Regions from separate parts of the Homo sapiens genome. Here region 2 is linked to region 1. Evidence: chromatin loops called from intact Hi-C (ENCODE). Cell type or tissue: gastrocnemius medialis. All regions are shown on one strand. Links, peaks and the distances in the headings refer to the core of each region. The heading gives the core; the rest is flanking DNA. Region 1 overlaps KSR2 (kinase suppressor of ras 2). Region 2 has its middle 51 kb from the start of NOS1.

Region 1 (16,076 bases), core at 7,242-12,241:
GAGGCCAAGGCGGGCGGATCATCTGAGGTCAGGTGAACAAGACCAGCCTGACCAAAATGGCGAAACCCTGTCTCTACTAAAAATACAAAATTAGCCAGGCATGGTGGCACATGCCTGTAATCTCAGCTACTTAGGTGGCTGAGGCAGGAGAATCGCTTGAACCCGGGAGGTGGAGGTTGCAGTGAGCCGAGATCACACCATTGCACTCCAGCCTGGGCAAGAAGAGTGAAACTCTGTCTCAAAAAGAAAAAGAATCTTAATCAGGGGTTTGCAGACTACGGCCCATGGGACAAATACAGCCCACTCCCTGGGTTTGTAAATGACGTTTTATTGGGACACAGCCCTGCAATTTCATTTGCAGATTGTCTATAGCCGCTTTCAGACTACAGTGGTTGAGTAGAGTAGCTGCTACAGAAACTGTACAACCCACAAAGCTGAAAATATTTACTATTGGGCCCCTTACAAAAAAAAGTTGGCTGACTCCTGATTTAGTTGAATATACTCATTTCACATATGGAGAAAGTGACTCTTGGAGAAGCTGTTACACAAATACTTGGAATAGAGGGGGAACTAGACCCGATGTTTCTAATTCCCCATTTAGTAGTCTTTGGTTTTGCTAAAGAGTTTTAGCATTAAAAATATTTTCTGGGGTTAGGCGTGGTAGCTTACAGGCCTGTAATCCCAGCAGTCTGGGAGGTCAAGGCAGGAGGATTGCTTGAGGCCAGGAGTTTGAGACCATCCTGGGCAACATAGCAAGACCCCATCTCTACCAAAAAATTAAAAAATTAGCCAGGTGTGATGGCACACACCTGTAGCGCCAGCTATTTGGGAGGCTGAAGCGAAAGGATCTCTTGAGTCCAGGAGTTCAAGGCTGCTGTGAGCTATGATCATACCACTGCATTCAAGCCTGGGCAACAGAGGGAGACCCTGTCTCTAAAAAAACAAATAAGTAAAGTATTTTCTGGAATCTTAAATCTTAAACCATGTAAGTAAACTGTGCATGGTAGAACTAGAGATGGTCTATTAACCAGAGTGGTCAAGTAAGCAGAAAACCATTTCTCAACCATGCCAGAAGCAGAGTTTTGCCAATCCCTGGGTAGAAGCCCAGGTGGAACTGACCTGGTGATGATGGCCAGGTGAGGCGGGCTCATGCAGGCACCCATGAAAAGCACCACGTTCTCATGCCGTGTCTGCCTGTAGGCCATCACCTCCCGCTTGAAGGCCTTGAGCTGGTCCTCGTTGTCCCTCTCAATGTCAATCAGCCGGATGGCCACCTCGCCATGCCAGCGGCCGTGGTACACTTGCCCAAAGCGGCCCTTTCCAATGAGCTCGCCGATCTCCAGCTGCTCAAAGGGGATGTCCCACTCCTGAAGGAAGATGCTGGTCTGGCTGGCCTTGCGTGGGAAGCTCCGGGCCGAGAGGAGGGACAGGTTCATCTCCTCGAAGTCATCCTCTGACTCTTCGGCCTCATCATGGACCTCTTCATTCTGTGGCCGGAGTGGGAGAGAGGTCAGAATTGTGTCTGCCACTGCCCCAGCCTCCCTCATGGTCCTGCTGGGTCCCGTGCACATGCGTAGGTCTGGGCACATCTCTACATGCATTTGGAGCTTGTGCAGACATACGTCCCTCTGTTTCCCCAGCTCTAGAATCTGGTCTAGAATCATACTACAGTGAAGGTGCTGAAAGGGAGATCATGATCATCCACCTCTCTTGTGCTAAATGGGGGGATACTGAGGCTCAGAGAGAAGTGTTATAGGGATCGCCCATTCTAGTTTGCTGGAATCTTCCTGGTTTTAGCACCGAAAGTCCCATATGTTGCCCTGGGAAGTGACTCACTCCAGGTCATGCAGCCAGGCAGAAGAGGGACTAAGATCCAGGTCTCTGGACTTGAATATCCGATGGCCTTCCTATTCTTCCATAGTCTTTTGGTTTGGCTGTTTACGTGCATGTGATAAAGTTGACAGGCTAGACAGGCTAAAACAATGGGTACATCGTGCATCTGCATGTAACACATGACAACTGCCAACATGGAGTATCTTTTGCTTCCCCCAGGGAATTTGGAATTGATGATTCAAAAACTGGGAGAGGTCAGAGCTACAAGCTAGCTGTCTGAGGCTCCTACAGCAGCTGGGAGGGTAGGAGACATGAGAGTGAGGGGTTAACAGAATGGGCTTAACAATCAGACAAAGAGAGCTGAAATCTGGCCTCTGTATGACCTTGAGCCAGTTGCTTTACTTCCCTGAGGCTGCCTTTCCTCATTGTAAAGTGGGGGTAATAAAATCTGCCCCAGGGCCGGTGTGAGGTTTTAGATGAAGGCCTGTTAAGTTCTTTGTACAGACCTGACCATCTGTATTAAACACCGACTGGGAGGCCCGAGAAAATGCAGATTCCTGGGCCCCACCCAGCACTATTGGATCAAAATATCCGCAGGCCAGGACCAGGAATCTGCATTTTTATCATGCACACACACGACTCAGGCGTACTTCGGCGTAACTACCACTAGAGTTAAATGCTCAAGGTGTAGGGACCCACCTTATCAGCATGATATCTAGGGGTGCTTGGGGGCGAATTGCCTCTTGGATTCTCCTGCAGAATTGTGGGAGCAGCAGGTGGCCAGGGCCAGCGGGGATTCCCAGAGACCCTGGGACCTGATGAAACAGCCTGAGAAGGTGGCTTCTTGACTGGGTACAGCTCTTCCTGACCCAAAATACCTGGGCAAGCTGCCCCTGATGGCACATTCAGGAGAAACAATACAGGGGACATTGATTTCTCCCGGGATCATTTTTCAACAACCAAAATAGTCCCAGAAAAGAACACGATTTTCCTTGGAAGCCCTGACTCAATTCCTTTCAGTATGAGACCCAGAGCAGTTGCAGAGCTGAGGGGCCAGGACTCCATGGTTTCCAGCCAGGGCATTTCATGTATTTCTGCAGCCACTTAGGCAGGTGGGAAGAAGCCCCAGAGCATTCTCAACACTTCTAAGCCCAGCATCCCTGAGGCCCCCACCTCTTCCCACATATTCTTTTGAAGGCAGCGGGGCACATCCCCCTTGGTATTCACCCGGCCCTGAGCTGATCTTTCCACTAAGAATGCAAATCTCTTGACAATTTCCACACAACTGGCTTTTCCATGATGCATGCCATATAATGGCCCATTAGACTCAGTGCTGGGAGGGACCACTGCTTGCTAATTGTCCCAGAGTTAGAATATCCATCAGTCAGGGCCACCACAGCCCCCACCTGACCCCAAGCCCTCTGCGTCATCCAAAACGTCAGTCGGCTTTGCCAAGTTCTGGGCAGTCCCTGGAAAATGTCGCTTCACTGCTCTCTGATTCTCACCTCCGACGTTGGCTCCACTTCAATTTGAAGTAATGGATTTCCTTCCAAGCTGTAAAGAAAGAAAAATAAACGTGATCCCTAGGTGAAAAGGCAGGTCTATATATTGAGTTTAGCTATGTACGAAGAATCCCCAGATCGGAGGTCTTTACCACCAAGTCTTTATCTCACATTTCATTTCAACAGGTGTGTCTGAAATAATCCATAACCTCGACACACACACACACACACACAGACACACACACACACACACACACAGACACACACACACACACACACAGACACACACACACACACACAACACAGTGCGCAAGGACCTTGTTTTAAGTTGATTTTCCGGGCTGCTCAGGGCTCATTTTTCTTCATTGCTTTGGTTTCAACTTATCTAGCAGCTTTCTTATAAATTGGCCTAAATGCCCTGGGTAGATAAGTCCTCAGAGCTGTATATGTTTGCCAGGAAAGAATTAATCAGATCTCCGAAGTTCACACAAATTTGGAATTTCTTGGAAGGATCTCAGTGTTCTTGTTTGTCTGTTCATTCATGCATTCATGCGACTATTTAATAGATGTGTGTGCCAGGAACAGTGTTAGGCCCTTGGAGGGATATAGAATTGAAACTGGCACGGCTTCTGACCTTCAGGAATATTGTGTTCCTACTGAAGGAACTAAAGCCAGTATGTAGATACTATGCAGGGAGGCTAAAAGTAATAAGGCCAAAAGTTAGGTGTGAATTGGATAAATGGAGTGTCGTGGGAATTCCAAGATGAGAGAATTACTGGGTGTATTTGAAAGTTCCCAGTGTTTGAGGTAGGTCTTGCCAATCACATGGAATTAGGATGTGTGGAATGAAAATAAAAAGACCATATTGAGCTGGAAGACACAAGTGTGTGTGTGTGTGTGTGTGTGTGTGTGTGTGTGTGTGTGTGTGTGATGCATTCATAAGCTCATGAGCTGCAGTTCTGTTCTTAGTAAGCAAACATGTTGGGTATAGATGCTGGCGGGGCGTCACAATTTGTGTGAGCACTGCATAGGTATTATGGGATGTGCTTTGTGCAGGGTTGTCTTGTGTGCATGTGAGTTGGGTGTACACACAGGATGTTGAGGGGGATGCTGTATGCCGATAGTATAATTGGGTGTGCATTAGAGGTGTGAGGGGACTGTCAAATGCATGTGACATTTGACATGTGATGGATGTTGGGTACAGTGTGCATTAGAGGTATGTTGCAGGGTTTAGACTTGAGGATGTGCATGTGTTTTTGAAGTGCAGCAGGGAGACAGAACTGGGCTATTGAAGGCATGGAAGAGCTGAGACAGGTGAGAAAAAAGAATCACAATGAATACCCCACCCCTCCTTTCCTATTTCCCCAGTAGATTCCCCCTTCCCCATCCTCATTTGGGGGACCTCCCCTATCCTGACCCTCAGATTGCAGGAAGTGGCTGACTCCACAGAGTCAATCCACTTGCTGGAGGGGGTCCTGGTGAAAGAGTCTGAAAGACCACAAGAACTAAAAGAAGGAGAAAGAAAGGTCAACCACAAAGTGGCATTCGCCATGGTATTAACCAATTATTCATAGCACAGCCTGGGAAAGTGGAATGAACCTGCACGATGACAGCTGACATGCTGAGAACTTGATGCCCTGGGGGAGACTTGGCTGGGACAATGCAGCTGGAGTCCCTCCTCATGCCCAAAACCAAAACAGGCCACCCTCCTCTCTGCATCAAGGCGTGATTCCAGCAGCCAGGGCTATTCAAGTATTTCCTTCTGCAAAGAGTTGTCATCACTCCGCGCACATTTAAGCAGATCGCAAGCAGCTATTGACTCTGTTTTTCGCTGGTACCTCTGGACTGTCAGTTAATAACCTGGAGTTCATCTTGCACAAATTGTAGAATTGGTTTATGTGAAGCAGAGAAATGATCTCGAGCTAGATGTCAGCACCATATCCCCCGGCAAGTTGCTGCTCCTTTGATTTCAGAGATGTACCATGTAAGTCTTTAACAAAGTCCATAAGACCAGTCAGAAAAGATGAAGCAGTTAGGGGACCCAGAAGAAAAACTAAGTAGGCACAAAGGTGAGTTAGGAAACTGGTCAAATCCTAGCAAGCCCCAGGCTTCCATCGCAACCAAAGAAGTTAAGGAGGTGACTTTGTGACATCACTTTTTTCTTCTTTAGACAGAGTCTCCCTCTGTTGCCCAGGCTGGGGTGCAGTGGCACAATCCCACCTCACTGAACCTCCACCTCCTGGGTTCAAGCAATTCTCCTGCCTCAGCCTCCCAAGTAGCTGCGATTACAGTTGTGTGCCACCACGCCTGACTAATGTTTGTATTTTTAATATAGACGGGGTTTCACCAGGTTGGCTAGGCTGGTCTCCAACTCCTGACCTCAGGTGATCCTCCTACCTTGCCCTCCCAAAGTGCTGGGATTACAGGCATGAGCCACTGCGCCTGGCCAAGGTGACTTCACTTCTGCTGCACAAGCAATAAACCACCTGAAAAGAGGGTCTGTTTCCTAAGGATGCTATGCACAAAGATGTTCATTGCAGCATTATTTACAACAATGAAATATGGGAAGCAATGTAAAATCCAGCAATAGGAAAATGGTTAAGAAAATTATTCTACATCAATATGTCATTTTACACCCATTAAAAACAATATCAGACAGGTGCAGTGGCTCATGCCTGTAATCCCAGCACTTTGGGAGGCTGAGGTGGAATGATCACTTGCACCTAGGAGTTTGAGACCCACCTAGGCAACATGGTGAATCCCTGTCTCTACAAAAATAAAAAATTAAAAAAAAAATACAAAAATTAGTTGGGTGTGGTGGCACACACCTGTAATCCCAGCTACTCGGGAGGCTGAGCTGGGAGGATCATTTGAGCCCAGGAGGCTGAGGCTGCAGTGAACCGTGATTGCACCACTGCATTGCAGCCTGGGTGACAGAGTGAGACTCTGTCTCAAAACAAACAAACAAAAAACAAAAACCAACAATGTCTATGGAGAGGCTAAAATAATATTCATAAAATGTGATGTTTGGCATAAAGATAACAAAGCAGGATGGTAGCTGCTTGCATATATTGTGGGTCATAACTATGTAAAATATAAATGGAAAGAACACACATAGAAGTTTTAACAGTGGTGAGATCATGAGTGATTATTTTGCCTTTCCCTTTTTAAAGAATAGCCCACATTTTCCAAAATTAGCTTATATTATTTTTATAATAATATAAACCAGAGGTTAGCAAATTTCTTTCTGCAAAGGGTCATAGAGTAAATATTTTTGGCTTTGCAAGCCATACAGATTATGTTACAACTACTCGATTCTGCTGCTGCATGGAGAAAGCAACCATGCACAATACATTGTAAACAAATAGGCATGGCTGTGTTCCAATAAAACTTTAAATAAAAACAAGCAGGAGGTTGGATCTGTCCCATGGGCTATAGTTTGCTGATTCCATAAACCTCAATGAGACTTTTGAAAGTTATTCCATGTTCAGTGACATGGAATAATTGCCCTTTCATTAAGTACTAGCTATCACCCGGGGAAAGTTTTCTTCCTAATCACAGGGAGGTTATGGGTCCTTAGGAAACGGTCCAGCCCCTGGAAATTGCATTTGACAGGCAGGGTCAGAGACACAAGGCATAGCTGCTCGTGAGGAACAGCATTGCCTCTCTCTCCATCTCTCTGTCTGAGCTGTCACGCCCTTTCTCTTTGCCTAAGTTATTCCCTATGTCTCTCTGACCCCCTTGTACATCTCCCTCTGCCCCCAACTCCATCAGTTCCAGGAAGAGAAGGAAAGAAGATAGGGAACCTGAGTGGATTGTAGGGCCAGGGCTGGGAAGCTTGGGAAAGGGGGAAGATGTCTCTGTCTCACTTACATTGGATTCGAGGTCACCGGATGCAGGATGACCTGGGGCGCCCGGGTCGGCGTCTCCGGCACCGGCACCACATCTGAAAACCAGAGATTGAACACTCAGAAAAAAAATGTGAAGTCCACAACCCCCGCAAAGGCCTGATTCCTGGGCGACATGGCAGCCAATTTTTCACCAGATCTTGGATCTCTGCCCTTGGCCAATCTCCTTTCTCCTTTCCTGGACCACCTGGACTCTACCTGCTCAGCTGGACCAGGGTTCTGGATGACATCCTCAACAAAATTCCTCATTGTTGAATAGGGGGCTGCCAGAACCCTCAAATATCTAGCCTGAAGCATTCATTGGTCATCTCTGAATCTTTCTTTCTCCTGGGTTCCCTTTGGGATGATAAAGCCCCTTGGTTTCACATCCTCTCAGTACCCAGCTCAGGACCCTATGACCATCTCTTTCCTGCCACATGGCTCTAGACCCCTCCTCACCCTCGCCCAGTGTTCTACAGCACTCCACCCTCTCAGGCCTTTCCACGGTGCCTTGGGACCTCCTTGGGTCCCACTGTGCCCACTCTTTCTTCTCCACTTCCATGTTCAGCCATTATCCTGGAGTGTGGTGACTCCACTACCCTCTTTGATCTTAGGCACCCCCACAACATCTGCCTCCATTCATCCCAGAAACTCCTGCAATGCAGCGGGGCTTGTTCAGAAGGGGCTGCTTCCAGCTCACATGAAACTCACCTGGGAAGATGAACTGCTGCTTGTATTTGTAGTAGTGGGATGCTTGCAAAAGAAAGAAAACATCAAAGTGAGTGTCCCCAGGGAGACATCGCTTCAGGGACCAGATTGAGCTCTTACAGCCACCACATGGTCATTCTCTGCCCACCTTCAAGAGTTTCCATACTTCTGCAGACATCCCTGCAGACAAGGGACTGCAAACATGTGTAAAGAAACCAGAACTCTAAACATCCATGCCGACCCTCCCATCTGACATCTCACACTCCCTAAAATCAGACTGCTCCAACTCAAACAGACATTCTGACTACAATACCATTTTTGTGAAATGCATAATTACACACACACACACAGAAAAACTCTGCAAAGCCATAATCCAAAATATTAATTTTTTCCCCTTTTGGCAGAATGATTACAGTGGCTTAAAAAATCCTTTGTGCTTTTTCTGTACTTTCCTAATTTTCTGCAACGAGCATCGTATCAGTTTTCTTTTTTGTGCCTGTAACAAATTACTACAAACTTAGTAAAACAACACAAATGTATCCTCCTACAGTTCTGGAGGACAAAAGTCTGAAATAAGTCTTACAGGGCTGAAATCAAGCTTAGTTCCTTCTGAAGGCTCCAGGAAAATCTATTCCTTGTCTTTTCCGTTGTTTGAGGCTGCCTGCATTTGTTGGCTCATGGCTCCATCACTCCAACCTCTGCTTCTGTTGTGCCATCTCCTTCTTCTGCCTTTGACCTTCTTGCTTCCCTCTGATAAGGACTTTGTGATTATATTTAGGGACTGCCCAGATAAGCTAAGATAATCCTCCCATCTCAAGATCCATAACTTAATCATATCTTCAAAGTTCCTACTGTCCTGTAAAGCAGCATCTTCCCAGATTCTGAGATCAAGACATGGACATCTTTTGCGAATTATTCTACCTACCACAAGCATGAATTAACCTCTGTATTTAGGAAAAAATTTTATAAAAGAAATTTTCTGGACTTCACTGCCAGTTCCCTGACAATTCCTTTTACTTCTAATCTACTCGCCAGAGGCCAGGGGTCTCGGACACTTAAAGGTTTCTAACATTAGCACTTACTCCATTGGGGAATAGTGCCTGGAATAGGGGGCCAAGCGGTGTTGGGGGCAGGGGACACAGAGATTTGTGTCCTTAAGTAAATGAAGAGGGCAGGGATATAGTCAGATGAGTCTGTATTGGTGAATCCACTTTCAGAAACAATTTGATGACATTCAGGGACAAGCCACCACTGGAGTTGCTTTATCAAATATTAGCACAGTAGCTCAGAGCCTAGAGTCTAGAAGCTGATCCTCTAGGGTCAAATCTTTGCTCTGCCCTTGGCTATTTGTAGAAGCTCCAAGTCTCACTGTCCACACGTGTAAAATGAGGATAATAACAGTCCCTTCCTCAAAGGGCAAGGACCATCATTACGAGATAAAAGTGTATTGAAGGTGCTGAATTCATATTAGCTGTGAGATAAATAAACACATTTCTAAGCTCTCTTAACTAATAGACAAGAATGATTTATAGCCACGAGACAATCACATAGTTCCAAGTGCTAATGAAATCTTCTGCTTTGGGGAAGCAGACGGAACACTCTCCCTGAGGTTGAAATGTATTGATAGTTTCTTTCAGGACAGGGAGTAAGTCCTACTATCTCAGGACCTCAAACTCCTGGTTCTGTGCCTTGCACCAGTCAGTGTGCAACACACATTTGTTGAATTAACCAACTCTCTTTATCACAGATGAAACAGCAAAAACCTTGGGCTTAGTCCAATTCCAGATTATATCAAATAGTTGGAGTCCATTTTTGATTCTGGAAAATGGGATGTCCAGGGCAAGAAGCAGCTTATTCAAGGTCACAGAGCAAAGCTTTAAAAGAAAATCACCCTCCATGACTTCAGGGACTGTTTTACTATTAGATAACAGAAGTTTTTTATTACATACAACTACTTTATTAGTCAACAAGGGGCTAAAATTAAAACAGGAAAGACGACCCGAGGCTCTCAAGAGACTTGGCTGATCTTTTCCCTCCACAGCTCTGACAGTGATGGGGGATTCAGTGTCTGCAGAAAAGGTTCACTGACAGCTATGTTCTTTTTGGGCAACGGAGAGCAGGAGCTGCTTCAGAGAGTCCGAGAAGGGACAGGTGTCAGGCAACAGGACACCAGCAAATGCCTCCACACCCGAAGCCAACGCCCTCCTTGACTCCTCCCCATGTGCCATGGAACAACTCGTTCCTGGTGACTGAAAGGGAAACATATGACCAGAAGAGGAAGAAAGACATTGTTGGGAGACCTGTTCTTCCTGCTGATGACAGACACCATCAAGAAGTGGCTCTAAAGAACAACTGGTGACCTTGAGTGGGCTGCTCAGGAGAGCAGAGTGGCTCCGGGCTTTCTGGCATCCAAGATGACTCAGGACCTGGGAGGCTGCAGATGAAGTCAAAGAGACAAGCAGGCCACTCTGAAGCAGCTTCCCCTCTGGAGCCCCCATGCCTACCCTGAGGCCTCCCAAGAGAGCAGCCAGAGTGGTCTTCTAGAAGGAAGGAAGAAAGGTCAAGTCATTCTCTGCCTAAACCTTTCAACTGCATCCCATGGAGTCTCACATAAAATCTAAAATCCTGCCAGGACCAGACCCTGTAGCTCTGAGTCTCTCTGGAGGCCACTTTCCCTTGTTTATGGCACTTGGGCCCCTTCTTGTGGCTGGGCCTTTGCCTTACTTCCCCCACCTGCAAAACTCAGCCATCCAGTGACCCTCCAACCTAAATCTGTTCTCTTGCATTTGCTCAAGGACTCTTAGCCATCTTAGCTAAGAGCAAAGGCTCTTAGCCATCACAGCCTTCATCACAATCTATAATCCTATTTTCATGCATATGTTTATTTGGTTAATACCTTTTTTTCTCACTAAGCTATACTTTTCATGAGAACTGGGGCTGTTGTCGGCAGAATAATGCCTGCCCCTGCCGCTACAACATGTCCAGGTCCTAATCCCTGGAAACTGTGAATCCATTTCATTACATGGCACAAGGGACTCTTTGGATGAGATTACTTAAGGATCTTGAGGTGGGGAGATTATCCTAGATCATCTGGGTGGGCTCAATGTCACCACAAGGGTCCTCAGAAGAGGAAGGCAGGGTCAGAGAAGGAGATGTGATCATGCAAGCAGAGGCCAGAATGAGGAGGGGCGACAAGCAAAGTTATGTGGGCAGCCCCTAGATGCTGGCAAAAGGCAAGGAGATGGATTCTCCCTGAGACCTTCCAGAACAAACCAGCCCTATTGACATCTCGGTTTTTAGCCCAATGAAGCCCGTTTTGGACATCTGGCCTCTAGAACCATAAGATAATAAACCTGTGTGCTTTTAAGCCACAAAGTATGTGGTCATTTGTTACAATAACAATAGGAAGTGAATCCAGGGGCCATGTCTGGTTTGTTCCCTGGTCCAAACCTAGTGCCTAGTACAGTAGCTGGTACACAGTAGATGCGTAATAAATACTGTTAACAAAATGAATGGATGAACACAGTCTGAGGGCCAAGAAGAAAATTTGAAGAGAAAAAACTGCAGCCCTGGGCAGTGCATGAAATTCAGGTCATTCATTCATTCAACAAACATGTAATGAGTGCCTTCAGTTGCAGGCAACATGTTGGGCTTTGAATGTGGAGTGGTGAATGAAGACACATTGCCTAGTCTCATGCAGCTGGCATTCTGATGGAGGAGACAGACACTTAACAAGTGAGTATGTAAACCAGATCATGGCACAGAGTGATGAGCATAAAAGAGGCACTCAGGAGAGACTGATGGAAAGGGAAAGGGAGGAAACACTCTCATGAGCCCACATGGCCCAAGTGAGGTCTCAGAAATCCTGCAAATTCCACCAAAGGCAGATTCCACCTCCTTTCTTCTCCCTTTGAGCCATTAGAATTCACCATTTCCTGGAGTTGTGTGTGTGTGTGTGTGTGTGTGTGTGTGTGTGTGTGTGTGTGTTTCAAGATGGCTCTAGGTGGCTCCAAAGACAGAAGGTATTTGGCTCCAAAGAAAGAAGGTATTTGAACACTCCAGCCTCAGAAACCCATAAGACAATCATTTTCGAAGCCTCTTCATCTGTCTTGCCATGATGGATGCTACCACAACTCTGCTCATCAGTAGCAGTGAACTAGCCCCATGTTACTGATGAGAAACAGACCTAAACAGAAGCAATACCATGCTCAAAATCACACAGCTAGCAAGGAGCAAAGCTGGGATCCAACTCCAGGTCTGTCTGTCCATGCAGCACTCTTGATGTCACCTTATACTGAGCCATGTCCACATGGCCCCAGGACTCAGGGAAAGGCTGATAACAGGAGGTCCACCCAACTGGCAGCACACAGTCACAAATACCACCGAGGCTGCACACGCCATTCTTGGGGTTCTTATATCCTTTTCACCACATGTCCTGAGATTAACAAATGAGTTAAATGGCTGGTCAACCCCCCCAGCCCCTTTTGGACAAGAATGTTCTAGATGAATCAGTGCTGGGGACATTGTTATGCCTAAGCTTTAGCTTAAATAGCCTTCAGAAAACTCAACATCTGGCAGGGACCCACAGGCAAAGCTCCATTTTTCATCAACAGAAGCTCCCAGTCAAGAGTGGGACAGCTAGCCAGATCTTTGTACAAACACGACAGGTACTCTTGACCCTGGGAGTGTTTTGCTAAAACCACCTAAGACACAGGGTAGGCCCAACTGTACTTCCAAAAGGTTCTGTTTTGTTTTCCATTTCAGCACTGAATTTTATTATTATTCGATTCTAAAATGGATGCACACTCATATATATCGTAGAAGTGCATGAGATAAAGTCCCTGTCCTCAACAGCTGCCATGAAGTTCTTCTAGACTTTACTGCACACATGCCAACACATATATGCACACTGGTACACAGACATATATATATGTAAATATTTTACAATAAATAGAATATTATACTGATGACTTTGCAAATCACTTATTTTCTACTTAAGAAACATTATGGATATCTTTCCATGTCAGGAAATCTATATAGAGTACTACATTCCTTTGAAAGTTTGCAGAATATTTGGTTATACGGATATATGTGTGTATTCAACCATTCACCACCTACTCTTGATGGGCATTTGGGTTAATTTCAGTTTTCACTGTTACAGTGAAGTCCTTACACACAGATCTTTGCACCCTAGTGCAAGCGTTTCTGTATATAAAGTCCTAGAAGTGATATAATGGTCAAAGGAATGCACATTTAAAACTTTAACAGGGCTGGCTATGGTGGTTCACACCTGTAATCCCAGCACTTTGGGAGGCCAAAGTGGGTGGATCACCTGAGGTCAGGAGTTCGAGATGAGCCTCACCAATATGGTGAAACCCTGTCTCTACTAAAAATACAAATATTAGCTGAGTGTGGTGGTGTGCACCTGCAGTCCCAGCTACTCAGGAGGCTGAGACAAGAGAATTGCTTGAACCCGGGAGGTGGAGGTTGCAGTGAACCAAGATCGCACCACTGCACTCCAGCCTGGGTGACAGAGTGAGACTCCATCTCAAAACAACAACAACAACAAAAAAACTTTAACAGAAAATGCCAAATTACCTTCCCCAAATGTTGAGTTCAGTTCATACTCCTATGTCAAGGTATATGGGGATTTCATCTTTCATTCTACAATTCTGTCTAGGTCCTCATATTAATTAGCAGTGATGATGAGAAATGCAAATAAAGATAGCCACTGTACTTTATTATTATTGTATTTAATAATAATCCAAGGAGCCCAGATTTGTTGAGGTCTTCAATGAAACTGTCACCCTGCTAAGCTTTGTCCATGTATTATGCCATTTCTTTCTAAAACAATTATCTAAGGTGGGTACTATTATGATCTCCATTTTATAGATGAGAACACTGAGGCCCAGAGAGGCGAGTTATTTGTCCAGCATCACACAGACATTAAGTGGTAAAGCTGAGATTTGAACCTAAGCAGCTTGGCTGCAGAACCCATACTCTAACTGCCATGCTGAAGTGCTTTTACCCAAAGGACCCCTTAGCCCAGTCCCCAAAGAGGGCCAGGACCTTGTCATGGCCTGTCATGGAGCAGATGGGGATAAGGTGGCACGCTAGAACAGCAAATTGTCAGGCACCCCTTCTTGAAGACTCTGGCTGAGGGAAGGAAGGAGCTAAGGGACACCCTGATTACTCCTGGCTAGGCAGGTCTCTTGTCTGAAGATGCCAGCAGATTCTTTAAGGGATGAAAAGAGCTGTGGTCCTTTTGTGCACAGTTCTCCCATAAAACGGCCCTTCCCCATCCCTTGGTCCATAAATAAGTGCCAAACAATTTCAGAGAAAATACTCCTGAAGTCAGTGTCTCCAGGGAGTGAAGTGGCTATTGGAAAGCATCGGGCTCACTTCCCCCAGGTGTGGGTGGTCATGGGAAGTCTAACGGTCTTTTTTTTTCCCTTCATCCCCTTCTGAAGAAGTAAAAATGAACAACCCTGGAGATGGCGGTGGGAGCCTTCTGTCTGTGGAAGTGCCGGGCAATGAATCGGTGGCATTTACTAAGACGATTCAGCTGGTGACTCACATTGCAGTCCTTGGTGGCTGCCAGATGAGTGGCCCCTACACTAGGTGGATATGAGGCTGTTAAATTCAGACTTGAACTTAACAAAAAACCCAAAGTTCCAAGAATTCAAAATATGTGCCATCTCTGTGGATATAACCCAAATCAAAACAGTGTGGGCAGGTGCTGTGATTGGCTTGTCCTCAGATGGATGGATGGTTGCATGTGGGTGCCGCCCAGGTGTGGGGTGGGGCCTCTGTTTGCCTCCTGGCCACTCACTCATGCCTGGTTAAGCTTAGAGGTGTGAACTGTGGCCAAGGACCTGGGATTTTTTTCATAGTGTGAAGCTTGTTGACTCAGGAGGAAATCAGGTGCTAGACCAGAGCATCCAATGGAACTTTCAGTGATGATGGAAATGTTCTACACCTGAGCCATTCAGTACGGCAGCCACCAGCCACATGTGGCTACTGAGCCCTTGCAATGTGGCTAGTGTAACCGATAAGCTAATTTTTAAATTATATTTAATTTTAATTTATTTAAATGTAAATAGCCACACATGGCTAGCAGATACCATGTTGAACAAAACAGATGTAGACTCTGGTTCCAACTGGCCATGCCAGTCCCACCAGCCTTCTTGTTGAAGCCAGCTGCAGTGCCATAAATATGGCTGAGTTGGAAGCATTCTTAGGGCCCTAGCAGAGGAACCGGGCCAGGCTGGACCCTGGAAGAGATGGGGAGATTCTTAGGTCTCGTCTACCTGAAGGAAAAAAAAATCCCATTCTTAGGTCTAATGACAAAGGAGGTCAGGAAACCACAGTGTCCCATGAGTGGCTTCTCTACTATCATCTCATAGCCCAGTGCATACTCTCTGGTCAACAGTCCAGGTACCTTGGAATTCCTGAGCTAGAGGAACCTTCCAGATTATCTTGTCCAACTACATCTTTTCAGAGGTGAGACACAGCAAGAATGCAATAGACCTGGATCTTGACTCCAGGAGTCCAGACTGCTCAGTGACAGCCCTGTCCTCACATCTGGGTTAAGACTCAGTATGCAGCCCTGCTCAGACATGTGCCCCTAAGATCTCCAGCACAGGATCTCACTGCCAATTTTAACCAATTTAGCTCATAAGACAACTGTCATCTCCAGAGCCAATGGCTCCCTTCTGTGACTTAGACTTAGGCGAAGACCCTGGGTTGTAGCTCGCCAAAAGACAGAGTCTCTAAGAGTTCCTGCACCTCTTTGAGCCTCTGTTTCTTCATCTGTAAAATGAGCTGATAATGCTTACCTTGTGGCTGTTCCAAAGATTAAATAAGTGATATAAGGGTAATTGCTTAGGGTACGATAAGGGTCAGTCCACATACTTCCTTGCCCCTCTCTGGTCATTGACCCATTCGCTTTCCTGCAGAGACTTGCTGCATCAGGGCTCTGGCATGAACCCACCCCCTCCCTAATCTCTGCCCCTCCAACGCTGCACCCCTCATGTCTCCCCAAGCATGGAGGTACCTGGCAGGTTGAAGTTCTTCTGCTGCCGTGTGCACTGTGGGGAAGGGTGTAGGGGAGAAGGCGGCGTGGCACTAGGAGGGAGGGGGGGTG
Region 2 (16,076 bases), core at 5,070-10,069, 120 kb before region 1:
AGGGGGATTTGGAAGGCTGAGATGAAAAGGGATAGTGTCTTGGGTTGGTTTCCCCAGAGGCACACTCTGAGATGAAGATTCCTGCCACTGTGATTTACTGTGAAATGTCCTCAGGAAAAATGACAGAGAAGAGGGGGAAGTAGAACCACGAAGGGAAGAGAGCCAAGCAAGCCTGTGATATCAGCAAAGTCCCCTGGAGGCTCAGTCCTGGAGGGCAGTACTGCAGACAGCGTAGGCGATACCCTAGAGGTGTTCTTGTTAGTGGCAAGGGAGCTGCACCCCCCAGTCACTGAAGTTCACCCTTTACGGGTCACCCATGGAAGAATGCACACTCCCAGGAACACAGGGTCTCTCCCAGGCAAAGCCTGAGGACAGTCTGCCGCAAAGAGACGCAGCTGCCGGCTGTTGGGAGTAACAACGCACCAAGAGCTGGTATGTTATGCAAACATGGTGAAGAAATCTTAGTGACTGTGCACAGGATAATGACAGTGTCTGCTGTAGACACCCAGAGAAAGAAGTAGACTGAAGAGCAAGAATACATATGCAGCTGCCTTTTATCATACTAAGTGCCAGGTACTGTGCCTGTCACTTAATGTATGACCCCAGCTCATGCCCATGATAAGCCAATGAGTGGGTTGTCATTGTTCCTGTTTATAAATGAGCTTCAGGGTAAATGACTGCTCAAGTCACACCTCTGTAAAGTGCCAGAGTAGGATTTGAACTCAGCTCTTCCTGGCAGTAAATTCTTTTTGTTGTTGTTGTTGAGACAGAGTCTCGCTCTGTTGCCCAGGCTGGAGTGCAGTGGCATGATCTTGGCTCACTGCAACCTCCGCCTTCTGGGCTCAAGCAATTCTCCTGCCTCAGCCTCCTGAGTAGCTAGGATTACAGGCGTCTGCCACCATGCCTGGCTAATTGTTTTGTGTTTTTAAGAAGCCAGGTTGGTCTCGAACTCCTGACCTCAGGGGATCCTCTGACCTCAGCCTCCCGAAGTGCTGGGATTACAGGCATGAGCCACCATGCCTGGCCCCTGGCACTAAATTCCGACTACCGGGCTATGGGGAAGAGAAAGAGAGATACAGATGAAGAAGTGGAACCTAGACATATGTCTTAGATGAGGCAAAAAGAGGCTGGGGCTGCTGGGTTCCCAGCCTTTCCTTCCATGTCCCCATTCTCCTGCCCTTGCTTCTTTCTCTCTGGAAAAATTAAAAGCTGCCTTAAACCAGTGTCAGCCAGCCTGGCCCATGCAGAGCAGCTCCAGACCAGCTCCTTTAGGTGAAGGGGCCATAAGGAATGGTTGACCCCCAACCCCGCAGTCCTCAGGATTAGGACCTAGGGGAGGCTGGATGAGCACTTGGGGTGGCAGGAAATAGGGTGACTTGTGGGGTCATGGAGGCTCCCAAGGCAGGGACCCCAGACCCCGATGCCTCTAGGAGCCAGGCTGGGTAGCCCCCGGAGGCATTGGGGTCTGAGGTCATTTACACCGAGGTGTAAATGAGGAAGTGGGTGAGGTTAGGGGCTGGATTGAACTGGAGAGCCTATGACCTCGTCTATGGTGGGCACCTATTGCTGGCCTTCCACTTTGACTGCTTGTCCCCAGGTGGGAACATGGAGCCTTCAGTGTCATCAGTCTCTCTGATTTTTCACAAGAAGCTGGACACCTAGATTATTTTGTTAAAAATGTGAAATCCCAAATTATAAATCTTGATGGCTAACCTCAAAAAGCAAACCCAATCAGGCAAAACATTACAGTGTACATGAAGCATGCCCACCTGAGAGCTACTTACATGTGACAACTGGCTTATTGGGTTGAAGAAATGGGGACAGTTAGATGGCAGTGGAAATGGTGAGACCATAATGGTAAACCTTACTTTATAGGACCCTAACTTTAAGAAAACCAGTACCTCTTTCTCTCTTCCATTCCCTTCTCCTCTCTCCAGCTGGCCCCACCCAACCCCTGCCACCTCCTTTTGCCAGAAATTTTGCAACTGATGAACTTCACCTTGCCTCAAATACACCACAGTCATTTCACACCTCTGTACCTTTGCACATGCTGTTCCCCCTGCCTGGAATGCCCTCTGTCACCCCCTTCTTCTCTGGCTCAGTGTCTGTTCATTCTAAAGAGGAAATCTGGTGTTAAGCTCTTGGCCCCAGCCCTCATTACCTCTAATACAGGACATAATTCCTGTTATTATAAGCTGCTGTTTAATGGATTGATGTCCCTCTGTTTTCCCCATCCTTCGCTGTAGGAGGGCAGTAACAATATAGTGCCTGCCACAGAGAAGGTGCGCACCAAAATTGTGAATGAACGAACCACATCCCCTCTTGGTGGCTTCCTAGTGGCCGGCTGGCACAGTGGCTGATCGTATTGTTAACAAGGCCAAGGTGAGGGTTTCATTTCTTCCTTACATGCTTGGGAACCTACGTCAGGGTAGCTAAAAACTCAAGTGAGCCCTGAAGTTATCTCAGACTCCTGATAACAAACACCCCTGATCATTCTGCTTTTCTGTATTTCCTAATTCATTGACAAAGAATACACATGTATACAATTAAAAACAAAGTCTTGATAGATCTGTAAGCACAGAAAGTCTGGCTGAATTGACTTCAGGAATGAAGGTTCCAATCCCCAAATATAACTAAGAGTCTTTCCTTCTTTGCATCTGCCCACCTGCCTCTCCCTCCTCTGCCCTCATACCAAGGCGCCACACTTATCTGTCCATTATCTGCCCTCCTCCACTTGGCTCACGCTCATTTATCCTTCACGTCCCAGATTAGATCCACCTCCTCCAAGAAGTCCCCCAGCTTTCCCAGGTGGGTGAGGGGCTGCCTACCTGCCTCTCCCTCCTCTCTCCTCGTACCAAGGCGCCACACTTATCTGTCCATTATCTGCCCTCCTCCACTTGGCTCACGCTCATTTATCCTTCACGTCCCATATTAGATCCACCTCCTCCAAGAAGTCCCCCTGACTTTCCCAGGCAGGTGAGAGGCTTCCTCCATGCTCCCGCTGTGCACTGCCTCATCCAATCACATCTGTTAGGTCCCCCCACCAGAAGGAGTCCCTCATGTCTTTCTGTGACCTGCCCACAGGTCTTGCCAACTGCAGGGAATGGGGGTCTCAAATCCAGGCATCTGAAATTATCTCCCAATGTAGTTATTCATACAGTCACCGAAATGCAGCAGTAGGGTCCCAAGCAGATGACATTTAGCAAACAAGTTTTAATTTCTGCCCTGTCCCAGACTTTGCCAGCTGTAATGCACTATGAATTAATATTTAAAGCGAATCCTGTCACTTTCTTATGACCAGCATCCTCCTATCCCATTGTTGTGGAAAGGCGTGCAGCACAGCCTCATGAGTGCATTTCAAGGCTTAAAAATATAGCAGCCAGTTTTAAAACGCTGTTTTGAAACTCCCTCATTTTTTCGTATACCAGGAGCTTCAGGAAGTGGGAGTGGCCTGGATCTCTTTCAAGCTCCGAGAGGCCCTGTTCTTGGCTCCTGCTTCCAATTCCTCTCTGACCATTCAAACCTCCCCCCTCCTTCCCCAGGAGCTGCTCTTGATCTTTCCAGTGCCCACAATGGGCATTTGCCTAACAAAATACAGACCCTGCCCAGGATCGCAAGAGTGGTGGTGCCAGGGCAGGCCTCACCAAGGGTTCGGGACTGCACAGAGTCTTGGCAGAAAGCCCCTTCCTACTGGGCAGGATGACTGGAATCTTCCCTGCCCAGGCCTCCTACCTGGCTGAGGCCGCTGAGTCCCTCCAAGGCTCCTCCTTTTCCTCCTCCTCCTTCTTCTTAGGATCCGGGCAGATCCTGAGGTCACCTCTGCCTGTTCTCCCAGAGGCCTGGCCTTCTCAGGCTCCTGGCAGCCTGGCACTGAGCAGGTCTGACCCCTGGCCTCAGCGAGCCCTCCCCTTCCAGGGCTCTGGGCTGTGAGAATCAGCCCAGGTGCAACCCATCCCGGGGCCCCGTCACCTGGGCCCAGCTGTCCCCACGCTCCTGGGCTGCACATGAGGCTTTGGGAGAAAGTGGAGCTGAGACATGGCTCACTCACCCCAAGGCTCGTCCGCCCATCACAGATTCCCAGTCTGAATGGGTGTCTCCAGGAGGGTTCCAGAAATCCGTGTTTTTAACAGGTATACCAGCAATTCTCACAATTTGGCAAGTTGGGCAATGGTGAAGGAAAATTCTGGGAAGGAGCCTGGAACCCTTGAACCCTGTGGGCTGGCCCAGGCTGCTAGCTAGACAGAGAAGTGTCAGGAGAGGTGGGTAGTCGGGACCAGCTAGTGAACAGTCAGCCAGCCAGGCTACAGCCTGGTTGGTTTCCCTGAGTCTTAGACCTACTTGCAATTATACAGTTATTTGTTGTTTACTTTATTGCTGTGCCCTCTACTAGAATGTCAGCCCCGGGAGGCTGGAACTGTGTCTGACTTGTTTGTTGTTCTCTCCCAGGACTAGTACAGTGCCTGGCACATAATAGGTGTTCAATAAATACTTGTGGAATAAGTGAATGAATAAAATAATGGATGTGTGAGAGGGTGGACAGACAGGGAGGTGGATAGAGGGATGAATGAGTGAATGGAGGGGTGGAAGGTGGATGGAGGGAGGGATGGAGGGAGGGATGAATGGATGGGTGGATGGATGGGTGGATGGGTGTATGGAGGGGTGAGTGGATAGAGGGATGGATGGGTGGATGGATGGATGAGTGGACAGAGGAATGAATGAGTGGAAGGGGGATAGATGGGTGGATGGAGGGGTGGAGGGGTGGATAGAGGGTAGATGGATGGGTGGATGAGTGGATGGAGGCATGGATGGGTGGATGGAGGGATGGATAGGTGAATGGAGAGGTGGAGGGGTGGGTGGATGGATGAGTGGATAGAGGGATGGATGGGAGGATGGGTGGATGGGTGGATCGAGGCCCTGAGGGGCCCTCGGAGCCTTGAGACTGCCTCCACTCCCTCTGCCAACTTGGCCCAAGTCCCTCCAACTTCCCCAGCAGCCTGCCACTCCCCTTGTCCATTTCCAGACAAAGAAAATCTATTCAGAGAGAAAAGCTGCCCCTGAGGTCATGCCAGAGAGTTCTGGAGGCCAGGACAGAGATGTCCTGAGCAGGCCTGGAAACATCAGACCCAAGCTGAAGGGTGGCTGGGGGCCAGGGCTCATTTCAGCCACTGAGGCCCCAGGAACAACCCTACCCCTGCCTTCCAGCCTGAAAGGTGGGGAGGGTCTGGAGTTTTTTAAAAGTACAAAAATGTACAAAGAATAAAAATAACTCTCCCGCATGGTCCCACCCCAGCACTAACCTGGGTTAATATTGGGCATGTTTGCATCCAGCTTTTTTCCTAGGCATACGCTTTTTAAAATTACATCATTAGTGTATGAACATATTATCCTCTAAAATATGACTAGCATTAATTGAATACCTACCCTATGCCAGGAGGTGTTTTATGCATTTTATATAAATTATCTCTTGTCATCCTCACAACCACTCTATGATATAGGTATTATCAGTTCCATTCTACAGATGAGGAGACTGAGGTTGGGATGAATGAAGTAACTTGCCTTGGGGCCAGGATCAGAACTCAGGCAATCTGCCTTCAGAACCCACGCTCTTAACCACTATGCTGGAAAAAATCAGGATATTATAGGTAAAGCTAAAGTCCCTTTTAACTCCCAGCTCTGACTCTGGTGCTCTGTATCCCCTCCCCAGCAATGGGCACCAAGGGCGGGGCTGAGGGAGTAACCTACCCTGGCTGCAGGTAATAAGGGGCTGGGCTGTTGGTAGAGAAATGTACAACAATCACAAAACTGACAAAAGTCAGTCTGCTTTTTCTTATCACCATGCACTGGCTGTTTTAACCAATATCAGGGATCAAATATTTCACCTTGAGAAAGTATTCTGTTTGTCTAAATTCTAAACCATTGCTGCATTACTATTAAGTTTTACTAATAAGCTTCAAATTAGTACACTTAAAAAACTGATACATAATATTTGTGCATATGTATGGGGTACATATGATATTTTGTTACGTGCATAGAATGTGTAATATCAAGCCATGGTATTTAGGGTACCGATCACCTAGAGTATTTATCATTTCTGTGTGTTGAGAACAGTTCAATTCCTCTCTTCTAGCTATTTTGAAATACACAATACATTGCTGTTAACTATCGTCGCCCCACTCTGCTATCGAACATTAGAACTTATTCCTTCTATTGGACTGTATGTTACTATCTCACCAACGTCTCTTCACCTCTCCGACTCACACATCATTCCCAGCCTTTAATAACCATCATTCCACTCTCTACCTCCACAAGATCAACTTTTTTAGCTCCTACATGTGAGTGATAACATGCGATATATGTCTTTCTGTGCCTGGCTTATTTCACGTAACATAATGACCTCTAGTTCAATTCATATTACTTAATTAGCACATTTTTATTAGTTATTCTTTTTTTTTTTCTTTGAGATGGAGTTTCGCTCTTGTTGCCCACACTGGAGTTCAATGGTGCGATCTCAGCTCACTGCAACCTCCGCCTCCCCAGTTCAAGTGATTTTCCTGCCTCAGCCTCCCAAGTAGCTGGGATTACAGGTGCGTGCCACCACGCCTGGCTAATTTTTTGTATTTTTAGTAGAGACGGGTTTTCACTATGTTGGCCAGGCTGGTCTCAGACTCCTGACCTCAGGTGATCCGCCCACCTCAGCCTCCCAAAGTGTTGGGATTACAGGTGTGAGCCACCACGCCCGGCCTAGTTATTCTTTAATGAACATAGTACATTATTCTACATGGAAGTGAATTCAGAGAACCCCCTGGTTATACACAGGCAGACTCAACATGCAATTATTTCAGAAGTTGGAAAGTTCAGAACCGTTTGGAATCGTTCGAAGTCACTGAGGGCCCAGTCTGTGTCTTCAACCTCTGGAATAATATATCTTCCTTTGTTTAAACAATAGATTCAACATAAACAGTGATTATAGACACAAGGAAGTAGCGCTTGAGTTAATTCTGTCATTCTTTGCCACCACTGGGAATGCTGTTTAACATTTATTTCTGATTAAAATTTAAAATTGGTGAAATGGGGTACAAGCTGTGAGGTTTTTTGTTTTTTTTTTTTTTTTTTTTTTTTTACTTTCAACCAACTCCAAAGAAATTTTTTGGGTTTGTTGTTAGGCACAAATTTATAGTTTACACACCGTCTATTTTACTGCATTTGAATATAACTTTAACACAGAAATGTATTATTTTTAAATAATTGGGTTTAAAACCAAAGAACAAGAAACTGTGAAAAGACTACTTATTATCAGAGGATTATTACTGAAAATAATTTTGTCATAGAGAGGAGGGGAGGGTTAAAAAATGATCCTCTCCAGGTGTCCTCCAATGTCACTGTTTCCCAGAGGTAATCTACGCTGTAAGTTTCCTGTGTATCTTTCCAAGCTTGCTTTCTACTGATACATATGAATATATGCACCAGGGTAGTATAGATAGCCTCATTTTGTAGCTGGACAAATGTTCAAGTATATCTACATATTATCACCTTTTAACCTTATTCTACTGCCTCCTTTTCTCACTCCACAGGATGTGTTTGAGATCGGGTCATGTGGATACTTATAGATCTAGCTCTTTCTTTTAACTTGCCATATGCATGATAGAGACCACATTTTACTTATTTGCTCCTGGATGGGCACTCAGGCTATTTCCGGTTCTTCACTGTTACAATGTGTCCCTGGGGTAGGGTTTCTCTACACATGGAAAGGTCAGAGGCAGACATAGTTCTCAGCTTAATAGATCCCATCAGGCGCCCTCCTGAAGGCCATCCCAACCTGCAGCTTCTCTCGCTCTGGGGTTATTTTCACCCCTGTCCTTTTCCACGATGGCCCAGGGCCAGGCCAGACCCAGGATGCCTTTCTCAACTCCGGTGGCACCTCCGGCAGATCCCGTGACCCTCACATGTGGCTATCAGTAACCCTATGCCATGAGCCCTGGGATCTGTGCTATTTAGGTAATTATGCATGCATGTGTGTGTGTGTGTGGGCATGCACACACACATACACACATAAACACACACACACACACACACACACGCTGCATCCGTTGTTCTCTCCATGCCAATGGGAGAATTCCAGGCCTGATCATATTACCCTGATCTGTATTTCCTGGGCTGGCAACTAGAGCTGGGGATACCAGGGGCTGTTCCCACTGTCTGTCTACACACGTAGTTTTTCCTCTTTCCAAAAGCATTCCCTTGGCCATTGCCCCAGCCTGGGAGGTACGCCAGGCATGGCTGATTCTCCTCTTCCTTTTATGTAAGTGTCTATCTCCCCAACTAGCCTGTGATATTCTTGAGGGTAGGGAAAGCATCTTGCTCACCAGGTCCCCAGAACTTGGCACAAAGGAGGTTCTGGGTCATTGGATAATTAACAATTGATCAATGAAACACTTACAGCTGCTCTTTGTGGGGCCCTTATTCTGTTGGGCACCATACTTTTTGTGTATTTTCTCATTTAATTCTTACACGGCCTTATGAATAGAAGGCTTTATACGCTGTTACAATTCTTGTGAGGTAGTAAAATAGTGCTTATTTTGTGGTTGGGAAAACCAAGGCTCAGAGAGCTTATGAATTTTGCTCAAGGTCACATAGCAAGTACCTCTGTGGACAGGATTTGAACTAGCATGTGCCTAACTCCCGCTGGTGACTAGGTGAAGTTTGGGAGTTCAGAGGTAAGATGGGCATCATTTTAAACCCCAATTCCTCAGCCCTAATTGAAAGCCTTAGACCACCACCAACTCTGGCCGGGATGATGGTGAATGCCTCTTAGCTGGTCTGTTGCCTGCTCTTGTACCCCCACTGAAGTTCCTCACAGCAGCCAACATGATCTTTCTGTAGTATCAATCTGAATCTGTCTCCCCTTGCTCAAATTCCATCCATGGCTCCCTATTGCCCACCCTCCTACAGATGGCTGATGGCCCTCTTTGACCCACACCTGCTTTTGTCTCCAGGCTCATTTCTCCTCCTCAGCCCCCTCCAGCCTCCCTAGTCCAGCCAAACCTAGCTGCCTTCAATTCTATACTTATATTTCCCACTCCCTCACTTCAGGGACTTTGCACATGCTGTTCCCTCTGCCTGGAGCACTCTTCCTTCCTTCCCTTTGCTGACTCAACCTTCAGATCTCAGCTTAGAAACCATGCCTTCTAAGAGGCCCTTTCCTGTCTCCCCTAGACTGATGTGGTGCCTCCTGTACTTCAAGCACAGCACTGATCACATTCTATGGTAATACGCCACTGTAGATAGGGGCTGCTAGAAGCCATACAGAGGGCTGGGCGCGGTCACTCACACCTGTAATCCCAGCGCCTTGGGAGGCCGAGGTGGGCAGATCACGAGGTCAAGAGATCGAGACCATCCTGGCCAACATGGTGAAACCCCGTCTCCACTAAAAATATAAAAATTAGCTGGGCATGGAGGCGCACGCCTGTAGTCCCAGCTACTGGGGAGGCTGAGACGGCAGAATTGCTTGAACCCAGGAGGCAGAGGTTGCAGTGAGCCGAGATCGCGCCACTGCACTCCAGCCTGGCGACAGACCGAGACTCCGTCTCAAAAAAATAAAATTAAATTAAAAAAAAGAAGCCATACAAAGATATTCATCATCATGGGCCATGGCACATAGTAGGCATTCAACTAATATTTAGTGAATGACTAAGTAAAAAATTAAACTCCTGGGCATGAGTCCAGGAAAGTGAAGCTGGGTGAGCTTGGGTAGTTTAGTTCAATCCTTTCCATCTCGCCTATCCCTGCCCCCTAAATCCTAGAAATGCTGCTGCAAGCCCATTCTCTTAGGTCCCAGTGACCCAGCGGCCCCTCCTTCCTCCTCCTCTTCCTGGCTCACGGCCTCCAGCATTTTACTGCCTCTCCCTACCCCCAACTGCCGCTTGGTTTCTTACTGAAAGGAGGGTCTTGTTCTTGTTACCAAGGTATAGCCTCGATCTGGGGTTCAACATCACCCGACGGTCCACCATGGGGATAGCTCTTGTCTCAGCTGAGGGGGATGATAGCTCTAGATCTAGATTGTGGTTGGGGAAACCAGGGCTCAGAGAGCTTAAGCGTTTTGCCCAAGGCCACACAGCAGGTTCCTCCATGGCCACGATTTGAACTGGGGTGTTCTCCAACAGTGATGTACACACCGGCCACGTGGGGGTCTTGCTCACAGGCAGAGTCTGACTCAGTGAGTCTGGGGCAGGGCCTGAGCTCTGTGTTTCTAGCCAATTCCCAGGTGATGCCGATGCTGTGAGTCTATGGCTCCTGCTTCAGGAGCAAGGCACCAGCTAAGTGCTTTTCAAATGTAGCAACAAAGCCCCCTTTTTCAAATGCAGTCCTATGCCCTATGTGTCTGAGGAATGCCAATTATTCTGATCTTAAGATCCCTGGTAGGCTGCAGCGAGCCCACACTCCAGCCTGGGCAACACAGAGAGACCCTGTCGAAACAAAAACAAAAACAAACAAAACAAAACAAAACAAAACAACACCTTGTAATCTTCTTTAAAAGTCTGTGTAATGAAAAGGAACTCCCTAAAATCAACACACATTTATTGAGAACTTACTATGTCCCAGACCAGCCAGGCAGGCCCATGTCCGTGACTTCTGACTTAGTTTCCCAGGACTGTCCCAACACATTGCCACAAACTTTGTGGCTTAAAACAACAGACACTTATTCTCTAAGAGTTTGGAGGCCAGAAGTCCTCAACCAACGTGTTGGCAGGGCCAGGCTCCCCGCAAAGGCTCACGGGAGAATCCATCCCATGCCTCTCCTAGCTTCTGGTGGTTGCCAGCAAGCCTTGGAGTTCCTTGGCTTGTAAATGCATCAGTTCAATCTCTGATTTCATATTCACATTCCGTTCTTCTCTGTGTCCTAAATTTTCTTCTCCTTTCTCATAAGGATACCAGTCATGGGATTTAGGGGCTACCCTTAGTCCAGATAATCTCATCCCAAATCCCTGACTTAATCACATCTGCGAAGACCCTATTTTCAAATAAGGTCATATTCACAGGCGCCAGGCATTAGATGCATCTATTTTGAGGACACTGTTCAACCCATTTACAGCCTCTCTTAGCAGGAGGTGGGGCTAGGAAATAGAATTAAAAACTTCCAACTCGGCCGGGTGCGGTGGCTCACGCCTATAATCCCAGCATTTTGGGAGGCCAAGGGTAGCGGATCACCTGAGGTCGGGAGTTCAAGACCAGCCTGACCAACATGGAAAAACCCTGTCTCTACTAAAAATACAAAATTAGCCAGGCGTGGTGGTGCATGCCTGTAATCCCAGCTACTTGGGAGGCTGAGGCAGAAGAATCGCTTGAACCCGGGAGGCAGAGGTTGTGGTGAGCTGAGATCGCGCCGTTGCACTCCAGCCTGGGCAACGAGAGCAAAACTCCATCTCAAAAACAAAAAACAAAAAACTTCCAACTCAATTCTGAAGCCTACTGACTTGGTGACAGCCTCAGGTGACCCCCAGCATCACCAGGAGACCCCAACAGTAGTGGGTCCAGGTCACACCAGCCTTCCCTCTCTACTCCCCACCCCTCAGTGCTGATTACATCATCTCATGTCCTGGCAGTTTCCTACAGAATCAAATATCACTGACAGGGCTGCAGGCTCCTGGATAGTAGAGCCTGGGACCTTGGAATGACTTGGTTTCCAACTTTGAACTTTTCTGCGGTCCAAGACCAGGCCAAGAAGAGCCGGACTGCCCCCCTGAGGGTCCAGCTGCATGTTGAGCAGGTGGTTCTGGAGTCAGGGCTTAAGGCTAGGGTGGTGATTGGGAGACACAACATTCCTTGCTACCTGGGGCGGGTGTCAAAGGTTTGCACACCTCCAGCATCAGCATCAGCAGTCAGGATGCAGAGACTGGTCACTGCTCAACCTCCCCCGCCGCCCCCCACAACAAACCTGAGAAAATCCCTTCTTCATTTTCTGGCATTAGGCTGGACCACTGCTGGCTAATTTGAGCACTGGGAGATAAGGACCGTAAGGAAGCACCCCTTGTCCACCGGCCTCCTTTTGCTTTATTCTTTCATGTTAGTTGCCCACGCCCTCCATGCGCCAGGCACCAGGAGAGATCTGATGGCAACCATAGGCTTCAGAAAGAGGACTGGCGATTTTCAGACCCAATCTTAGGTATGGATCTTCTTGAAATTCCAGGGCACTCTTTCCTCCTTGGAGTGTCCTGGTGCAGGGTCTCTCTAAAAATGGTGGCTACAATGCCACCTGCCACCTGTGATGCCTGCTTGACTTGATTTCACAGGGGACACCAGTTGTTGTCCATCTTCCCACGTGGGAAAATTACACAGAAAAGTCAAGCTGACCTTCCTGATATCCCTCTGTGGTGGACCTAGGCCAAATCACAAATTGGTTTAGGACTTGCAGTTGGTGAAGGACTGAGAGTTCAGGGCACACACATTTGTCCTTTGGACTCTGCCACATCCCTCTCCAGAGGTGGGAGAGGCAGAGGCTGGGCTTCAGGTATCACCCTTCCCCCAGCTGCCTCCAGGATATGAAGAAGAAGGGACCCTCTTCCACAGCATGGCCATGTCCAACTCTGAAAGTAGCTCTTACATCTTTCTTTCTGGCCACAGTTTTCAGAACTACTTTTAAGAGATTAGTGGGGAGGGAGGGTGGTCAGGAAGCTACAGCTCAAACCCACTTACCCAGAAACCTCTTGGAAACTTCCCAGCTCACCTTCTGTGCCAGACCATCTGCCAAGGATGGTCTGCAGCCCCCTGCATCACAATCACCCAAGGACCTGGTGAAATGCAGATTCCAAGGCCCCACCCAGATCTTCTGAATCAGAATCACGAGCCTGTGACCTGTGCAGCTGCTGTTGCTGTCCTGAAATTCTTATTAGTTTTTGAACTAATTTTCATTTTGCATGGGGCCCTGAAAATTATGTAGCCCATCCTGATTAGAATCTCTGGAAGTGGGGATCAGAAAGCTCCTTATTTTTTTTAAAAAAAAACTAGGCCTCCGGGTGAATCTGATGCATGCCAAAATTTAAGAGCTACTGCTCTGCGGAACCTACAGTAGGCAAAAAAGGAGGTTTAAAATTCTCCCATTGAAAAAGGTAAAATAAATTGAACACCGTTGTGTTTTTGTTTTTTTTTTCCCCCAAAACTTCCAACAGCTTCCTTTTGCCCACCTGTCCCTGGTTATTCAACTCCCTGGTCTGTGGCAGGGGCAGTGGCCATATATATATTATATATTGTCTTTCATATAAAGGAATCAGCCTCAAAATGCCCAAGTACTTCATGCTCCACTTATTTGAAGAGAGGGAAGGTAGAGAGGAAGGAGGAAGGGGAGGAGGGAGAGGAGGGGGAAAGGGAAGGAGAGAAAGGGGAGGAGGGAGAGGAGGGGGAGAGGGAAGGAGAGAAAGGGGAGGAGGGAGAGGAGAAGAGGAAGGAGGGGGAGAGGAACCACAGCAGAGTTCTAGTGACGAGCCTTGTGTGTTTTACTTATGTTCTGTGTGTTTTACTTATTTTCTGTATGTTCACTTATTTTTTTAATTTTAATTTTAAAATTTTATTTATTTATTTATTTGTTGAGATGGGGTCTCACCCTGTTGCCCAGGCTGGAGTGCAGTGGCATGACCCCAGTTCACTGCAACCTCCACCTCCCAGGCTCAAGCCATCCTCCCGCCTCAGCCCCCCGAGTAGCTGGGACCACAAGCATGTGTCTCCATGCTTGGCTAATTTTTAAATTTTTTTTGTAGAGACAGGGTTTTGCCCTGTTGCCCAGGCTGGTCTTGAACTCCTGAATTTAAGCAATCCACTTGCCTTGTGATATGGTATGGCTGTGTCCCCACCCAAATCTCATTTTGAATTGTAATTCCCATAATCCCCATGTGTCGTGGGAGGGACCACGTGGGAGGAAATTGAATCATGGGGGCAGTTACCCCCATGCTGCTGTTCTCATGATAGTGAGTGAGTTCTCATGAGTTCTGATGGTTTTATAAGCGGGTTTTCCCCCTTTGCTCGGCACTTCTTCTTCCTGCTGCCCTGTGAAGAAGGACGTGTTTGCTTGCCCTTCTGCCATGATTGTAAGTTTCCTGAGGCATCTCCAGCCATGCAGAACTGTGAGTCAATTAAACCTCTTTCCTTTATAAATTACCCAGTCTCCGTCAGTTCTTTATAGCGCGTGAGAATGGCTTAATACACCTTGGTTTCCCAAAGTGCTGGGATTACAAGTGTGAGCCACCATGCCCAGACTGTACATTCATTTATAATCACATTCTCTCCCCTCTCCAATCCTCCTTTCTCCTTATCTCCTTATCTAGCTCTTGACCACTTAAGGAAGGGATGACAGATTCTAAGGCCATTCTTATACATTCCTGAATTGCTGTGAAGTCCCCTCTTGTTATGGGTTGAATTCTGTCCCCATAACAAGATCTCACTGGGGAGTCCTACCATATCCAATGGCTTCTGATCTAGCCCCATGAGCCATCTTACTACGTTTACCTCTGGGTGTGAGTGACAACTGGCCCTAAGTAGAATCCCCTCACGTTAAGACCATGACTTCTAGAATTAAATGGACCCAGGTTCAAATCCTGGCTGTGCCACTTACGGAATGACCCTGAGAGTAACTTCACCTCTCTGAGCCTCAGGGTCTTCATCTGTAAAATGGGGATTATAGGGGGGATTGCCTCATCTTTTCAAAGATACTAATGCAGTTGAACCTAGAGGACGTTATGGTGAGTGAAATAAGCCAGGCACAGAAGGGCAGATACCCCATGATCTCATTTATATGTGAAATCTAAAAGAAAGTAGAATACACAGAGATAGAGTTAAAAACAGTGATTACCAGGGGTGAAAGGGGTAGGAAGTAGGGAGATGTAGGTCAAAGGATACAAAGGGATAGATATGTGGAATGAAGTCTAGAGATCTAATGAACAACATGCTGATTATGGTGTATTGTATTGTATTTGGGATTTTTGCTAAAAGAATACACTTTAGGTGTTCTTGCCACAGGAATAAAAAGGGTAACTGTGTGAGTTGATGGATGTGTTTATCTGCTTGACTATCATAATTATTTCAGTCTCTCTCTATATATCAAAACATCATGCTATACACTTTATTATTATTATTATTATTATTATTATTATTGAGACAGGGTCTCACTCTGTTGCCCAGGCTGGAGTACAATGGTGCGATCACAGCTCACTACAGCCTTGACCTCTTGGACTCAAGGGATCCTCCCACCTTAGCCTCCCAAGTAGCTGGGAATACAGATGCACGCCACCATGCCCGGCTAAATTTTTACTTTTGTAGAGATGGGGTCTCACCATGTTGCCCAGGTTGGTCTTGAACTCTTTGGCTCAAGCAATCCTCTTGCCTCGGCCTCCCAAGGTGCTGGGATTACAGGTTTGAGCTACTGAGTCTGGCTGTACATTTCAAATATATACAATAAACTTTTTGAAAAATCGAAGGGATGGGAAAAATGCTAATATATAGAGATGGCTTAGCATAGTACCAGAAACACAGGAAATGTCCATGCAATGGTGATGGTTTTTTTTTTTTAAATCAATTCACAGATAATTTAGAGCATTTTCTTGCTTGTCCATAGAGAGGCTTTCAAACCAGAGCATCCATGTTGCCCTTGGTTTCCAAAATCCAAGATCACTCAAATGTTAGTACGAACAACTGCATGATTCCAATTTTAGCCCTAAGACCAGGAGGTCTGACCCTGGGCCCGCAGAGGTCTGCAAACCTCCTCTGCAAGATGCGAGAAACAATTCAGGGTATATGTGTGTTTTTCTGCAGAGAAAGGCTTTCACTGTTACCAGATACTCAAAGGGATTCTCCATCCACAAAAGGATCAGCTTGTGAGGATGATGTGAGCAGACTGCTTATGTCCAGGAGCCAGGAGAAGGGACCCACTCTTTACTGACCCTCCTAAGTGGCAGGCTGACATACACTATCCCCATACTAACAACAATCAGACAATGTAGGCATCATTGCTCCCATTTTCTAGATGAGGAAACTGAGGCTTGGAGAGTTCAAATTAGGAGACAGACACTGAGCTCTATCACTTACCCTACAGC

What was found. Hi-C counts contacts between places; a loop is a spot of excess contacts. Peaks named below come from ENCODE experiments on the same cell type or tissue, not always from the same donor. Only the 100,000 strongest peaks of a DNase experiment are listed, where the experiment ranks them.
Region 2: it touches region 1 in a loop (10-fold over the local background); 1 of 110 quality-filtered maps calls a loop at or near these places.

What each region holds. Positions count from the first base shown.
Region 1 is chr12:117,523,733-117,539,808 of GRCh38, forward strand. KSR2 (kinase suppressor of ras 2) reads right to left here. Exons shown (of 20, transcript NM_173598.6): 10 at 15,987-16,076; 11 at 7,934-7,975; 12 at 7,209-7,281; 13 at 3,339-3,387; 14 at 1,120-1,487. Among named protein-coding and RNA genes, the nearest start is that of NOS1, 170 kb to the left of the region's middle. In gastrocnemius medialis, for the core only: no CTCF peak of the experiment used is centred there; a DNase peak (open chromatin) is centred at 10,119; H3K27ac peaks cover 2,872 bases.
Region 2 is chr12:117,404,784-117,420,859 of GRCh38, forward strand. No RefSeq gene overlaps it. Among named protein-coding and RNA genes, the nearest start is that of NOS1, 51 kb to the left of the region's middle. In gastrocnemius medialis, for the core only: no CTCF peak of the experiment used is centred there; a DNase peak (open chromatin) is centred at 7,888; H3K4me3 peaks cover 711 bases; H3K27ac peaks cover 4,506 bases.